Regions from separate parts of the Homo sapiens genome. Here region 2 is linked to region 1. Evidence: chromatin loops called from intact Hi-C (ENCODE). Cell type or tissue: Caco-2. All regions are shown on one strand. Links, peaks and the distances in the headings refer to the core of each region. The heading gives the core; the rest is flanking DNA. Region 1 has its middle 33 kb from the start of OSTC. Region 2 holds the start of ETNPPL (ethanolamine-phosphate phospho-lyase).

The links. A loop is a pair of places that touch in the nucleus more often than their neighbours do. Peaks named below come from ENCODE experiments on the same cell type or tissue, not always from the same donor. Only the 100,000 strongest peaks of a DNase experiment are listed, where the experiment ranks them.
Region 2: a loop joins it to region 1, with 3 times the contacts of the local background. A loop is called at or near these places in 2 of 110 quality-filtered maps.

The regions. Positions count from the first base shown.
Region 1 is chr4:108,679,718-108,687,761 of GRCh38, forward strand. No RefSeq gene overlaps it. Among named protein-coding and RNA genes, the nearest start is that of OSTC, 33 kb to the left of the region's middle. In Caco-2, for the core only: a CTCF peak has its summit at 3,975; no DNase peak of the experiment used is centred there.
Region 2 is chr4:108,758,556-108,766,599 of GRCh38, forward strand. ETNPPL (ethanolamine-phosphate phospho-lyase) reads right to left here and starts at 4,498. Exons shown (of 13, transcript NM_031279.4): 1 at 4,288-4,498; 2 at 1,633-1,751; 3 at 1,194-1,353. The coding sequence starts at 4,343. In Caco-2, for the core only: no CTCF peak of the experiment used is centred there; no DNase peak of the experiment used is centred there; H3K4me3 peaks cover 1,071 bases; H3K27me3 peaks cover 117 bases.

The DNA.
Region 1 (8,044 bases), core at 1,554-6,553:
TATAAAGCATAATAAAATGCATAAAGTCCTGTGAACCTATAACCCAATATAAGAATTAAAATATTGCCAATACTCTTAATACTATCTTTGTATTCTATCCTTATCCACTTCCCTCCCTTCCTTCTAGAAGCATCTACTGCCCTGAATTGGTGTTTATCACATCTTTGCTTTTTTATCTTTGTATTTCAATGCATATAAAAGCACTTCTTTGCTTTTTAAAGAATAGTGTTAACACATATATATGAATACCTAAATATCATTTTGTTTTGCTTGACACATCAATTGAGTTATTGCTTGACACATCAATAATTTAAAGTTGTGGGCCAGGCACGGTGCCTCACGCCTGTAATCTCAGTACTGTGGAAGGCCGAGGCGGGTGGATCACCTGTGGTCAGGAGTTCGAGACCAGCCTGGCCAACACGGTGAAACCCCATCTCTACTAAAAACACAAAAATTAGCCGAGCATGGTGGTGTGTGCCTGTAGTCCCAGCTACTCGGGAGGCTGAGGCAGGGGAATCGCTTGAACTCGGGAGGCGGAGCTTGTAGTGAGCCGAGATCGTACCACTGCACTCTCAGCCTGGGTGACAGAGCGAGACTCCGTCTCAAAAAAGAAAAATAATAATAATAATAATAATAAAGTTGTGTGTTGTATCTTCTACCATGATTGTAATTTTTAAATATATTGTCAGTTTTACAAAATCTGATTGTCATATCTTTCTGGTGAATTCAAGTTTTCATCATTGTGTAGTGACTCTCCTCATAGCATAGTAATTTTTTGTCTCAAAGTTGATGGACTCTCATGTTCATATAGCTGACTCAACCCTTTGCAGATGTTGTTTTGCCATGTATTGTTTTCTATAACTTTCTTTGAAACTTTTTTCGTTCTTATATTTTAGGGGTATCACTTATGAATATCATATAGATTTATTTTTGTTTTATTCTGTCAATCTTGTCTTTTAATGAGTGAGTTCAGTCTACTTTCAGGAATTATGATTACAGATGCTCCTCAATTTACGATGGAGTCATGTCCGAATAAACCCATTACTAGTTGGAAATATAGAAAGTTAAAAATGCATTTAATATACTTAATCTATTGAACATCATAGTTTAACCTAGTCTAACTTAAATATGATCGGAACACTTACATAGCCCCTAGTTAGGAAAAGTCATCTAACACAAAGTTTATCTTATAATAAAGTGTTGAATATCTCACGTAATTTATTGAAAATGCTACTGAAAATGAAAAACAGAATGGTTGTATGGGTACTAGAAGTATGATTTCTACTGAATGTCTATCACTTTCACACTTTCACACTGTCATAAAGTTGTCATAAATTTAACTAATGTAAGTCGGGGACTGTCTGTATTATATATTTGGACTTTTCTATATCTCCTCTTCACTTTATTCTATTTGTCTAACTTTTCAAGGTTTATTTCCCCTTCTAATTATTTTTGAGTTGATAGGAATTTTTAAAAACATCTATAAATGGCAGATTGTCATTTCCAAAAGTGACTGCAGCAGTAACTCCTAACTCATATGTTTTATACAAAGTGACCTTGCTGCTCCTTATTAAGAGAAGATGATTTCTCTTGTTCGTGGAATGTGGCCAGCCTTGTCATCGCTTTTCCTGGTTAAAGATGGCAAAAGTGACTGCCAGTGCTGGGCATAGTTTTTAAACAGCTTGGCAGCTTCTGCTTCCTGCGTCTGAGAATGCTGGTTCTTGGGATGCACCCTCTTGGAACCCAGCTGCAGGATCATGAGCACCCCAAAACACATGGAAAAACCACATGTCGCCAATCCTGTCAACATCAGCTGAGCTCGGAGCTGGCTGCTACAATCAACTGCCAGTCCTGCAAAGGAGCCTTCATGGACATTAGCCCAGCTGCCATCTGACTACAACTGTGTGAGATACCCCAAGGGAGAACTACTCAGCTGAGTCCAGTCAGCCTGCAGGACCTTGGGAAATAGGAATAAACTGTTTTCAGCCACTAAATGTTCGGCTTGCTTTTAATGAGCAATCAAGAACTGGGATGAATGTGTGGCTTTAGGACCAAACAGTGGATTGAAACTTCCAGGGTCTTGAAGAGATGAAAAATAAAAGCCAGAAAGGCCTGGAGAAGACAATGAAAGTGGAGCTGTTGGCCGGGCACGGTGGCTCACGCCTGTAATCCCAGCTCTTTGGGAGGCCGAGGCAGGCGGATAGAGGTCAGGAGATCGAGACCATCCTGGCTAACACGGTGAAACCCCGTCTCTACTAAAAATACAAAAAATTAGCTGGGCACGGTGGCGGACGCCTGTAGTCCCGGCTACTTGGGAGGCTGAGGCAGGAGAATGGCGTGAACCTGGGAGGCGGAGCTTGCAGTGAGCCGAGATCGCGCCACTGCACTCCAGCCTGGGCGACAGAGCGAGACTCCGTCTCAAAAAAAAAAAAAAAGAAAGTGGAGCTGTTGATGCTTCAAGACAGTGAGGTCAATGACCTTAGAGGCTGAAGAGAAGGGACCTTTGTTAGGTAAAGGCGAAATTTGCTAATGCTCTAACCATGTGAGGCAGGGGTGGTGGGAGGGCATAGAAAGGGCACCTAATGAACTCATTGATCCAGCTAGGGAGGAAGTAGAAAGTGCCAAGTCAACTGTCTTGTACTGTATATTGTGAAATATAAGAAGAGACAGATGAACTAAGGTTTGTTCTGTTTCTAAGCTGAATTTAGAGGAAACAGAGCCCAGAACAATCTTTCCAGGCAGCAAATGAAAGCTTGTGTTTTTAAAACAGCTTATCCAAGAAATGCTACTTATTTATTATTATTATTTTTTTTTTTTTTTTTTTTTTTGAGATGGAGTCTCGCTCTGTTACCCAGGCTGGAGTGCAGTGGTGTGATCTCGGCTTACTGCAACCTCCGCCTCCCGGGTTCAAGTGATTCTCCTACCTCAGCCTCCCAAGTAGCTGAGATTACAGGCACACACCACAAGGCCCGGCTAATTTTTGTATTTTTAGTAGAAATAGGGTTTTGCCATGTTGGCCCAGGCTGGTCTCGAACTCCTGACCTCAGGTGATCTGCCCACCTCGGCCTCCCAAACTGCTGGGATTACCAGCGTGAGCCACCGTGCACAGCCTTATTCTTTTTTTTTTTTTTTTTTTTTTTAAAGATTTTGTTGTTAAATTGATGATTAAAATTGTATCTTTGGTACATCACTATCTCTGTCTAAGCACAATAACTTCTAGTTGTATTGCGCTTTTTCAGTTTACAAAGAACTTTTACATACATTATCTCAATTCTCCTGACAATCCCGGTGTGAGGCATGTAGGAAAGTTATTTTTAGTCCACAGTATTAATAGTAGCAACACCCACAGCCACCCTTTCTTTTTCTCCAATTTTGGGATTCCTACTATGTGCCCACCATTATACATTAAATAGGTGATCTTGTATCCTCATGGTAGAATATTATGACTCACACATTAAGGATGAAGGATATTAAGACAGAGATACTTCAACCAAGAAATAGCTAGCAATGGTGGAAACTCCATTTGGACATTAGTTTAACTACAAGTCCAAACTCTCATAATCACCTTTTTTCCTGAGAAGAGCAGGAAGCAATTTTAAACCAGAAAGCATCTTCAATATGTAGATTATTTTCACCTCACAAAATTTCATACTCATTGTATGACAGTCAATGTTTTTCAGAGTTACTCTGTGTGAACTATGATTTTGATAAACTACAGTATTTGACTTTTTCCGCTTCTGGTTGGGAACTTATCAGTGTTGTAAAAAGTGTCTTCATTTGTAAAGTAAGTGGGTTCAGCAGATGATCCCTAATACCCCTTTCCTATTTGATATTCCTTTTAATATTTTATAATTTTCTGAAACATGAGTTTTCTTATCACTATCTGCAGGGCTACAGATTAATTCTTTTTGACCAGCAGATGGGGCTTTTGATACCTGAATAGTACGTAAGTTTACTTGCTGGCTCAGTCATCATTTATTAGTCGTAGGAAGCCTTTATTGAGCGCCTACCATAATGTGCCAGGCATTGGCCTAAGCATAATCCTGCTGCTGCTTTAGATTTACGTAATAATGTTCTTAGGCCTATCTCAAATTATTTTTACGTGTGGTAAAGTTTTCAAAGGACCACTTACCATTTTATTAAGAAGAAACTTCTCCCTGTAGAAGACTGGATTAGGTGATTTCTGAGATGTTTCCCAGTGCTAGCTGCCATGATTTGAGGCCTGGGGTTAAGTGACCTTAGCAGTCCAGGACTCTTTTGTGAAGAAGCTGATATGTCTCATTTTCTGTGGTCTCCAAATACTTCCCAGGAGATCAGTAGCTGGAAAATGTATTTTTAAAAGCAATTGTGATCATAAATAGGGTACAGAAGTCATGAGAAGTTTGATAACATTTTCAAATTATACATAAATTTTTAATTATTAATATATTTTATCTATAAATAGGTAACATCTTTTTACCCTAGGTACCAATTAAGTGATGCTTCAAAACAGGGAGTAGAAAAATCCAGATGTTTCTGAAATTTTTTTTCTCTTTGCCTCTCTCAAAACTCTCTTATAGTTGTCCAGTATTGGTTATTATTTTATAAAAGGCCACACTCAATTGTAGAGTAGTAGTTAGGTGTATTTAACATTTCTAAGTTATAGATGTCCCAAGACAGGGGCTGAACTTAAGCTGGCAATACCACTTAAAACTGCTCGAACAATCAAATAAGATTCATCAAACACTTAGATAACCTCTCAGAGAGAAGCCAGGACAAATTACTAGCTTTTCCATTTAGTAAACCTGGACATGTGTCCCTTTGGAAAAGGCATATTCCCCCTTGGTGTACATGCTTTTTCATGGAGGTACCCGGAGGATGAGTCAACTGTGCAGGTAATCACAGCACGCTCATCATCTGTCTGGACCATGTGGTTTGGTGTCCCATAGCCTGTGTGCCACACCTGGTCAGCATTTTCAGAAGTGCAGACAAGTGGCCCAGAAAAGGAATCTGTATCTCTGGGTCTTTCAGGTCTCGCATGTCGAGGCAGATCTATTTTTTCTTTTCTCTTCCCTTTTTTTTTTTTTTTTTTTTTTGAGATGGAGTCTCATTCATTGCCTAGGCTGAGTGCAGTGGCGCGATCTCGGCTCACTGCAACCTCTGCCTCCCTGGTTCAAGCAATTCTCTGCCTCAGCCTCCCGAGTAGCTGGGACTACAGGCGCCTGCCACCACACCTGGCTAATTTTTGTATTTTTAGTAGAGACATGGTTTCACCATGTTGGCCAGGCTGGTCTCGCACTACTGACCTCAGGTGATCCGCCTGCCTCAGCCTCCCAAAGTCCTGGGATTACAGGCGTGAGCCACCGTGCCTGGCCTACTTTTTCCTTTTCTACCCACCCCACCCCAACCAACCTGTCTCAGTGAAAACCTGGTTGTTACTAAAGTGAAACTTTAATAAGGATATTGCCTAGGGAAGATTAGTTGTTTTCCTTGTCATTCAAGTTCATTCTGGACCTCTTCCTCTGAGCTGTTAATCAGTGTTGCTAAACAGACAGGGAAAGACAAGGGAGAGAAAAATGCTGATTCATTCTTCAGAACTTTTAACCCTTTTAACCCCTAATTCTTCTCCTTGAGAAGCTATTCTTTGATTGTGAAAAGCTTTGTTGTTCAAGGAAATATGGGTAATAAAAATAGCTAACATTTATTAAGAGCATAACATTTATTAAGAGAATACTGTATGCCAGATATTGTTCCAAGCACTTTTCATATTAACTCACTGCATCCTCATAAAATGCTATGAGATAGTACAACTAAGGCCATTTCATAGATGAGAAAACTGAGGTTCAGAGAGATTAAGTCACTTGCCAAAGATTGCACAGGTCCTAGGTGGCAAGCCTGCAGTAGAGATCCATAGCCTCTGCTCCTAACCACAACGGGGTCTTCTAGGAACGTGTCCTTATTTGGCCTCAAAGGAATAATAATCTTTTAATATTTTTTAAAAAAGAGTTGACTAGATTGGAAAGTGCCTAAGTTCAGGGTCTGATTCTATTTCTTAGTTACTTTACAAAATTTTCTGCACCATACCTCTAGCTATATATTCATACCCACTTGTCGTAGCACTTAGAAGTTTTATCAGTTTAGTCTCACTTGCCTTTGCATCTGAGCAATATGCACAATGGTTAGTATCTATTATTATTATTATTATTATTATTAAGACAGAGTCTCACTCTGTCACCCAGGCTGGAGTACAGTGGTGCAATCCCTGCTCATTGCAACCTCCTCCTCCCAGGTTCAAGTGATTCTCATGCCTCAGCCTCCCGAGTAGCTGGGACTACAGGCACGCACCGCCATGCCCAGCTAATTTTTGTATTTTTAGTAGAGATGGGGTTTCACCACATTGGCCAGGCTGATCTGGAACTCCTGACCTCAAGTGATCGCCCACCTCAGCCTCCCAAAGTGCTGGGATTACAGGTGTGAGCCACCATGGCCAAAAAATATATAATATTATATATTACATATATCTTATATCTATCTTGACATATGTTTGGGGACTTATATAGAAATAACTTTTGGAGAATGCTTTAAAGTTTACAAAGGGTATGTTCATTGCTTTACCTATGACTAATTATAGATATTTAACATGGCCTCATTTATTTGAAATTTAGAAAAGTATTTTTTCATATAACTTCCCTTTGGAAGCATGTTAGTTTAATTCTACCCAAACTGTATGTGCAAGATTATATGTACATATGTTTCTTTTGATAATGCAGCTTTTATATTTCATTTTACTAAATTCAGGCATGAGAAGAGGATAAATCAAGGAAATTTACTCATATAGGTGGTTCATGGCTTCAGTAATGAGGTAAGCTATACTATAAACTTAGAAAAATGAGAAACGAGAACCCCTTTATGAAGCTGGTAAAATGTTCCTAAAATAGAGGTGATTCGCTATCTTGGATTATAAGCTGAGAAATCATAATAATGTGGAACTGAAAATTTGGGGAACACCCAACTCCAATCAAGGTGAGCTACGTTTGATCCCCGGGATCTGTTCACTTGTGCTGTGGTGGGTCTGCAGATAGACAGGAGATAGAAGCAGGAGGATCAGGCCAGACCATAAAAAGAAAATCCCCCAAACCAAGGTTTCTCCTGCACTGTCCAGATTAGAAGGAGCCTTTGCAAGATTATTTCAGTAAAGGAAAGAAGTGCCTCAAACTCTTCTTTAAGAGACGTTTTAGGTTCACTCATTTCCCACTGTTTTGGCTCTACTCACCAAAGCCACTTCCTGATTTGATTGGCTAAAGTTTTATTCCTCTGATTAAAATCTTTCAGATAAAATCTTCATGATAAAAGCCCAACTCCTAATAGTGGCCCCAAAGGCCCTGTACATCGCCTCTTCCCCCTCTCCATCCTTTGATCTCATCTCCTAGTCCTCCAGTTCATTCTGTCCATACTGCCTTCCTTACTGTTCCTCAAACACACCAATCACACCCTGCCTCATGGCCTTTCCTCTCCCTCTACCCAGATGGCTCATTCCCTCATTTCCTTCAAGTCTTTGTTCAAAGGTCATTTCTCAATGAAGCTTTCCTTCTCTGTTTAAAAATTACAGCTTCTACCTTTCTAATTTCTTTTCCATAGCACTCAGTGCTGTTTATCATACTATATAATTGCCTTGTTCATTTTATTTATCTAGATTAGAATATAAGCTACATGAAGGCAAGACATAGATCAGTGCCTGGACATAATACATGCTCAATAAATATTCAATGAATTGCTCAATGTAACCCTTCAGGAAAATATAAGAATTGGCTGATTTGCTATAAGCATCTAAGCATCTCAGGACAATTGGAGTTAATTTTTTCTGCCAAATATCTTCCCTGACAACTTTCTTACTCATTGTCTATTCCTCTTTATAACTTGAACTAATCTTTTTTTTTTGAGACGGAGTCTCGCTTTGTCGCCAGGCTAGAGTGGAGTGGCGCAATCTCGGCTCACTGCAACCTCCATCTCCTGGGTTCAAGCAATTCTCCTGCCTCAGCCTCCCGAGTAGCTGGGACTACAGGAG
Region 2 (8,044 bases), core at 1,011-6,010, 78 kb after region 1:
CCTGGGCAACATAATGAGACACTGTCACTAAAAATCAAACAAAACAAAACAAAAAACTAAGTTAAAAAGTTGAGGCAGCCCGAGGTGCCTGCCTGGAGATGGCCAGCCTGTGGGTGTTGGTGCTGGCCCCAGGGTCCCCACGCTGACCCCGAGGCGCTGCTGGTGGCCCTGTGCATGGCCTTCCAGACCAGCCCGCATCTCTTGGGGCTCCTTCTGGCTGGGCACGGTTGCTCATGCTTGCAATCCCAGCACTGGGAGGCCGAGGCGGGTGGATCACCTGAGGTCGGGAGTTTGAGACCATCCTGACCAACATGGAGAAACTCCATCTCTACTAGAATACAAAATTAGCTGGGTGTGGTGGCGCATGCTTGTAATCCCAGCTACTCAGGAGGCTGAGGCAGGAGAATCACTCAAACCCGGGAGGTGGAGGTTGCAGTGAGCAGAGATAGTGCCATTACACTGCAGCCTGGGGAACAAGAGCGAAACTCCATCTCAAAAAAATAAATAAATAAATGAAAGTTGAAATGTATCTATTTGAGTTTCCTTCTTTTTTCTTTTCTTATGTTTGTATTGGGGAAATATGCTCAATTTTCAACAATCAAAAATCTTTAAAAAGTCTAGCTTGTTGCCAGGCGCAGTGGCTCACGCCTGTAATCCCAGCACTTTGGGAGGCTGAGGTGGGTGGATCACAAAAAATTAGCTGGGCGTTGTGGCGGGTGCCTGTAATCCCAGCTACTTGGGAGGCTGAGGCAGGAGAATAGCGTGAACCTGGGAAGCGGAGCTTGCAGTGACCTGAGATCACACCACTGCACTCCAGCCTGAGCGACAGAGCAAGGCTCCATCTCAAAAAAAAAAAAAAAAAAAAAAAAGTTTTAGCTTGTTTACTAGAGTTATTTCTTGGCTAAAGTTACTCATACACTCATTGAAAGAATATCTTGGCCTATCAATCCTTCAGCTACTTATTGCACTGCCTGAGGAGGTGAGCATCATTTGATCAGTTAGATTCACAGTCGTAGAATAAAGTGGGAGAACCAGAAAGGCTAGGTCCCTAATGTGTGATCACTTAGTGAATGGCAAGAAACTCAGCAAACCCTTTTGGACAAGCTCCACCATGAATCAAAAGGAAAGATTTGTGTGCAAGAGTAGACAAAGTTTAGTGGGAATGGGGAGGGGTGGGAAACCATGAAGCATACCCTGAATTTGTAAAATAACAAACAGAGAGTTTCTCCGGCAGAGTTGCTGAAAGGCGTTTGGCATACTCAACAATGTTGTCGTGGAGGAATCGAGAATTTGTATTTAGCAGTTCCATCTGTTTCAGGGCAGCTTTGACCACTCCTGGGTGACAGTGTCCCACTAAAATTTATGAAACAAAAGCCCAAGAAATAAGTTAGAATTCTAAGTGCCTGGGAATAAGAGGAATTATGAAGCAAGCAAGCAAGCAAACAAACAAACAAACAAAAGTTGAGTTCCTTTCTCTTCCATATTTTGCTGCGATTTTCCCCACTAGGACTACTGGCCCACTCAGCAAAGGAACTGCAGCCACTGCAATTCCCCAAACAAAAATTAAGTGTTCCAAGTCAGCTTTACTCCATGAACATTTCCTCCAAAGCACTGCAAGGACAGGACATTTACCATGGGCAACATTGTTGATGCAGTCCAAGTACTGTTCACCGTTCTCATCAAACATGTACTGCCTCTGGGCTCTCACTATTTTGATGGGATCCGATGCAAAGAAAACTTTGCATGAGGGCCTAGAAATAATCAAAGGAAACACTTTGGTCTGGTAGGACTACTCTCAGTATTTTTCCTTCTCAATGAAGGTCCCCATCAGTGGAAAAGTACAGTTACATAAAGGAAAGGGAAAACACAACCTGGATGACATACATTTCTTTTCATTTCATGTAAACCTGGAAACTTTTATGTTAATCCCCCATTCATGACATTGTTCACATTCCTTATGCTTGTTATATTAAATATGCCATGATTTGACAATTTATTAGAGGCACAGGAATCCACTCTCTGATGGTTCTAATCACACAGACCAATAACTAATTTTCCTTTGAGAAATTTTGTTCTATCAGAAAAAAAATAACCAAGTTTTTTTGGGGGGCTTAATGTGTCAGAAGCTGTTATATATTTTGTAAATATTATTTAATCCTGTCAACAATCCTATGAAAGAGAGGTTATTATCTTTCTCACTCTTATAGGTGAGGAGACCAAGGCACAGAGAAATTAAGTAACTGGTTTAAGGCTACACAGACAGTAAATGAGAAAACCAGAATTTGCAAGTAGGCTGTGTTGTGCTGTAGCCCAAGGTAGACATCTCTGTTTCCCCTTCAATCTAATGTATAAAGACATGAATAGCACTGAAAGCTAAATGCAAATAACCTAGAGTTAAATACTACGCAGGAAGTTTTATAGATTATTTTCATTTTCATGTATTTTGAGTGGTACTTGTCCAGTATCAAATGGATTTTCCATTATTAAATAGTGAAATTCAATTATTCTTCTAAGCATTTAATATGTTTTTTGAGCATAATAAGGTCATCCATACTTTTATTTGGATGAATGGCTGGATTATACATTTTAGCACATAGAAATTTCACAAAGGCTTCTAATCTTGGCTTTATGAACATTTAAGAACTAAAGTTAAATATATTTATTTATTTTGGTGATTTTGCATACATACAAAAAAACCCTCACACACATTGGAGGTAGTTCTAGTAGTAGAAATATACTAAATTGATATGTAACTGTTTAGAAGGAATTTTGATTATTACAAACAGTAGGTAACCTCAAATTTTAAAATTGCATAAGGTTGTGTTATATATTGATTTTTTTTAAGCATCATCAGCTGAAATGAAAATAGTATTTTATAAGAATTTCTTATTGGTTCAAACTCAGCTGTTAGTTTATACCTACAAGTTAAAATCCAAAAAAAAACTTTGTTAAGGATGTGAGCTGAAAGCTGCAGACTTCACATTGCCTTTTTAATACACTTTCCACCTTGCCCGTCAGACTTCAGGTAAAATTCTCCTTTATCCAGTCAGCCCATGGCTACACTCGTGCTTTTAGAAAATTTGTTCTGCTCATGTCAGAAACCATTAGGCATTTACCGGAATCTAACTAAGATTGAAAACTAACGCAGTGAGTGATTAGAAAAAGTAGGGTAGTGATTGATTAATGGGGAAAGAACTGGATTATTTTGATCCCACTTAGCGGCTGAGAGAGATGGAACTAGTCTTCCAAACCACCCAGAAACCCCTCCAGTTGGGGTGAGGAGCTTCAGTCTGAGAAACTGTCCAGCATTCCTCCGAAGAGGATGCGGATTGTTTTCTTCCTTGTAACCCCAAGTGCTCTCTCATGCCCACTGGCCCGGCTGCAGTCGTTCATTTCAAGTGAATATTGCAGACGGTTGACTTTACAGTATTCGGGGTCATTAATCATCATTTATATTTACACGTATCTTTTTAAAAACCACGCACAAAACACTAACATATTAATCTCATCTTCTTGCTCCTGTGAAGTAGAATGTTATTCCTACTTTCATAGAAGAGACAATTAATTTGACAGAGGTCCACACAGGGAATATGACATCCAACGAGAGCTAGAGCCCCTGTCGGTCTTATATACTCACCTTTATATTACTAAGTCGTTTGTGACGGGGGCAAGACAAGCAGGCTGGGAAGAACACAGCTTGGGAGAGCAAGTTGGGTAAGAGGGATCTAAATAAAGTCTCTGCTTTTCTAACAGAAGGTGGTTTCAAGTTTTTCTATTGGCTAGATAAACCCTTCATCACTTAACCAAGCATGCAAGAAGAAAAAGCTCACTTTAAGTAAAAATTGTCAGAATTGGTTTGTTTGCGGAGCCATCATGAAAAAATATTTCTCAGTTCACAGTTTCCAAAAACTTTCGAGTTGTGTGGGGGTGGCGGAGCGCTATCCTTCTTCCACCCATCTCCCATCCCTGGAATGGTGTCTGCTAGGGCTATTGGCCGTCATCCACCAACCCCTCTAGCCGGCCGGCAGCCCCCGCTAGTCCGCCGGCTGCAGAGCGAGCCGGGGACTTTCGAGCGGGCAGGAAGCCCAGCGTTCCGGGTTCCAGGAGCGTTTCTGGGAGTCCGCGCGGCCCCTGCAGGTGGAGGCGCGCGGGGCGCGTGCACAGGCGCGGCGGGCACGGAGTGCGGCTGCAGCGCATCGTTTGTTCCCTAGCCGGCTTTCTCTCTCCACCTTCTGCACTCGTTATTGCCCCCTCTCTGCACTTACTTCCGGGCCAGGGTGCCCTTACCCGATGTGCTTCTTCCTCAGCCCCAGAGTGTCCCGCTTACTGTACAGCTCGCACATGGTGGCGGGGTGCAGGGCGCTGCGAAGGTGCAAGGTGCAAGGTCTGCGCGCCTCCTACGCGAGCCTGGGACTGCCTTGGCGGCCCCGGCCGGCCTTCCTCCCGTTATCCCTCCTGGCGTTCTCTTGCCCGGGGCGTCGGAGGTCACCGGTGGCGTCAACTAGCTAGGATCATCTCCCTTTTAAGTCTGGCTCTGGCGTTGCCCTTTGCCAAGCCCCTCCTCCTCCCCCGCCGGGGCCGCGGGCAGGTCGCCGGGCTAGCAGCTCATTCGCCACCACCCTGTCCTGCCAGGCCGGCTCGGCCCTACCCGCCCCTATCATTCCTCTGAATTCGCCTTTCATTCTCCTAACTTTGCCTCGTCTTTGCTTTTCCTCCTCCTCTGCCTGCGAATTCCCTCCTTCCCACGTTCTTTCTGGTTTCTTTTTAGTGTAGTCCTTTATTTTCTGGTAAAAATTCAGGAGTTAGGCGCTTCCCGGATCAAGACTCACTGCGCAGTCTGATAAGGTAACCTACCATTTACTCAGCACAAGGACGCGTCCTAACGAGAAATAACCCGGACTCAGCCTGTTATCTCCATTGGCAGTGATGATATATGCAGTGTTTCAAACATCTCCTTTAACAATGATTACACTTCTAATTCCTCTAACTATACAACTTACAAAACACATTCACATGACTTATCTTGTTCAGTCTTCAAAACAACCCTGAGAGATGACCACGAGTGTTACCCCATTTAATGAACGGGGAAAGTGAGGTTATTCCCTGTTCTAATGATTATATATCCACTTGATGCTGAAAACGGGACTCATTCTTAGATTTCTTGACTTCCTTCAAGATGGTCTTCTCACACAGATCATATCTGAAGCTAAATATGTGCACAGGTAGAAACTTTTTTTTTTTTTTTTTTTTTTTTTTTTTTTTTGAGGATGGAGTCTGGCTCTGTCACCCAGGCTGGAGTGCAGTGGCGCAATCTCGGCTCACTGCAAGCTCCGCCTCCCGGGTTCACGCCATTCTCCTGCCTCAGCCTCCCGAGTAGCTGGGACTACAGGCGCCCGTCACTACGCCCGGCTAATTTTTGTATTTTTAGTAGAGATGGGGTTTCACCATGTTAGCCAGGATAGTCTCGATCTCCTGACCTCGTGATCCCCCCGCCTCGGCCTCCCAATAGAATCTTAATTAACTGAATCATTAAATCATACATTATTTTAACTAGAAGTCATCTGGTTTAACTTCTCTGCTCTGTAGATAAGAACAGTGAGGCACAGGAAAGGTGAAGGTTTATTCAAGTTCACACAAACACTTAGTCATTGGGTTAAGGATAGGTCATTTTATTCTCTCTGTGTTTTGAAAGGGCAGCAGGGAAAGCCTAATTTGCATGTATCAACACATTTGATAAGTATTTGCAACTGATCTTTCTCTTGAAAAAAGTTATTAATATATATTCATGCACTGCAGGAGGAGTAGAATTGGATTGCCTAAGGTAGAAAGAGAAATGGAGTCCTATGAGGAACAGTGTGTTAATTCCAGATTTTAGGCCAGGCGCCGTGACTCACGCCTGTAATCCCAACATTTTGGGAGTCCAAACTGGGCGAATCACCTGAGGTCTGGAGTTCCAGACCAGCCTGGCCAACATAGCAAAACCCCATCTCTACTAAAAAAATACAAAAATTAGCTGGGCGTGGTGGTGGGCACCTGTAATCCCAGCTACCCAGGAGGCTGAGGCAGGGAGAATTGCTTGAACCTGGGAGGCAGAGGTTGCAGTGGGTTGAGATCATGCCACTGCACTCCAGCCTGGGCAACAGAGTGAGACTCCATCCCCCTCCACAAAAAAAAGAAAAAAAAAAGAATTCCGTGTTTTATAAATGAAGAGCAGGAAGCACTTTGGAGACTTGCAAGAAATCCCAGTTATGTAATCTTGGTCTAGTTCTGTGCCTGAAAGATATTGCCAACTGTATATCTACTCTCAAACCACCTTGACCTGGTGAAGTCATAGTCACACTTCCTTCATAAAACTTTATGGATTCTTGTTGTTAATATTCCCAGTGCCTTAAGAAACTCTGGATTAAGAGTCTTGGGTTCTAGATCTGGTTCTTCCATAAACCAGCTGGGCTTCTTAACCTTTCTGAGGCCCAATTTCTTTGTATTGAAAACTGAGCTCTGTGGCTGGTGGGGAGCTACACAGCTGTAATCCCAACACTTTGGGAGGCTGAGGCAGGTGCATCACTTGAGCTCAGGAGTTTGAGACCAGCCTGGGCAACCTGGTGAAATTCTGTCTGTACAAAAAATTTAAAAATGAGCCAGAGATGGTGGCGTGTACCTGTAATCTCAGTTACTCGGCAGGCTGAGGTGGGAGGATCCCTTGAGCCTAGGAGGAAGAGTCTGCAGTGAGCTAAGATTGTGCCACTGCACTCTAGCCTGGATGACACAGTGAGACCCTGTCTCATAAAAAGAAGAAACTCTCTGACTCAAAGCATTACAAGTAGGGCTTGAATGAGATCATGATTTGGTCTTTATAAGGGTAGAGTCCTGAACCCTCTTCTTTTCTCTTCACTCTTTCCCAAGAGTGCTACCTTATGTTTTAACCATTTATTTAGGAGAAGGCTTCTTAGATTCATTATCTTTTATGGGAAAGCAAGTCACTGTTACATAAAAGATAATTTCCCCATTATTTAACTTTTTTCACGATAGAATATATAACATTGACTGAGTACCAAGGACAGTCTTTAAATAAAGAACTGACACATAATGGATCAAAATAAGGATGGATGAAAGTCGACAGACATCCACACTATACAAAGCTTTATCAAAAAACAAATCCCAAGGTATTTTGGGGTATATTTTCTCATGTACTTCTCAAATGTAGAATTATTTGGTAGGAATGTATGCTGTAGTGTCTTTTCTCTCCAGAAGTTGACACTTGGGCCAGGCATGGTGGCTCACACCTGCAATCCCAGCACTTTGGGAGGCAGAAGTGGGCAGATCTCTTGAGATCAGGAGTTCAAGACCAGCCTGGCCAACATGGTGAAACCCCATCTCTACTAAAAATGCAAAAAATTAGCCATCTGTGATGGCATGTGCCTGTAGTCCCAGCTACTCAGGAGGCTGAGGCAAGACAATCACTTGAACTTGGGAGGTGCAGGTTGCAATGAGCTGAGATCATGCCACTCCAGCTCCAGCCTAGGTAACAGAGCAAGATTCTGTCTCAAAAAAAAAAAAAAAAAAAAGAAAAGAAAAGAAAAGAAAAAAAGAAGTTGACGTTCTTTCAGTTTTGGTCCTGACATTATTGATTGGCTCACTCTATTAAGTGAGTCCTGATCCGAAGGTCATAGATTTCTCAACAACCTAGGCTTGGCCAAACAAACCATACTTGTGCATGACTGAAATGAGGAGGTACAGCCCACGCAAGCTTGGGAAAATAAGAATTCCATTCAATAGTCCAATGAGAAGAGTCTGAATGGCAAGTTTTAATTTTCTTTTTGGTAAAAACCCTGTAAAAATGGGTGGGTGAACTGTATGTTCCCAAGAACAGAGATTATTCAGCTTATTAGACATTACTCAAGATGGAACATGGGCATTTGAAACTTTTCACTCTTTCCTGTTACCCTGTCATGCCCTAATCTACCCTACCCTTCATAGGGATTTGTATTTTCTGAAAATCATACATCATCTGGGACAAATGCTGGGTGTGGTGCTTTTCTGACCT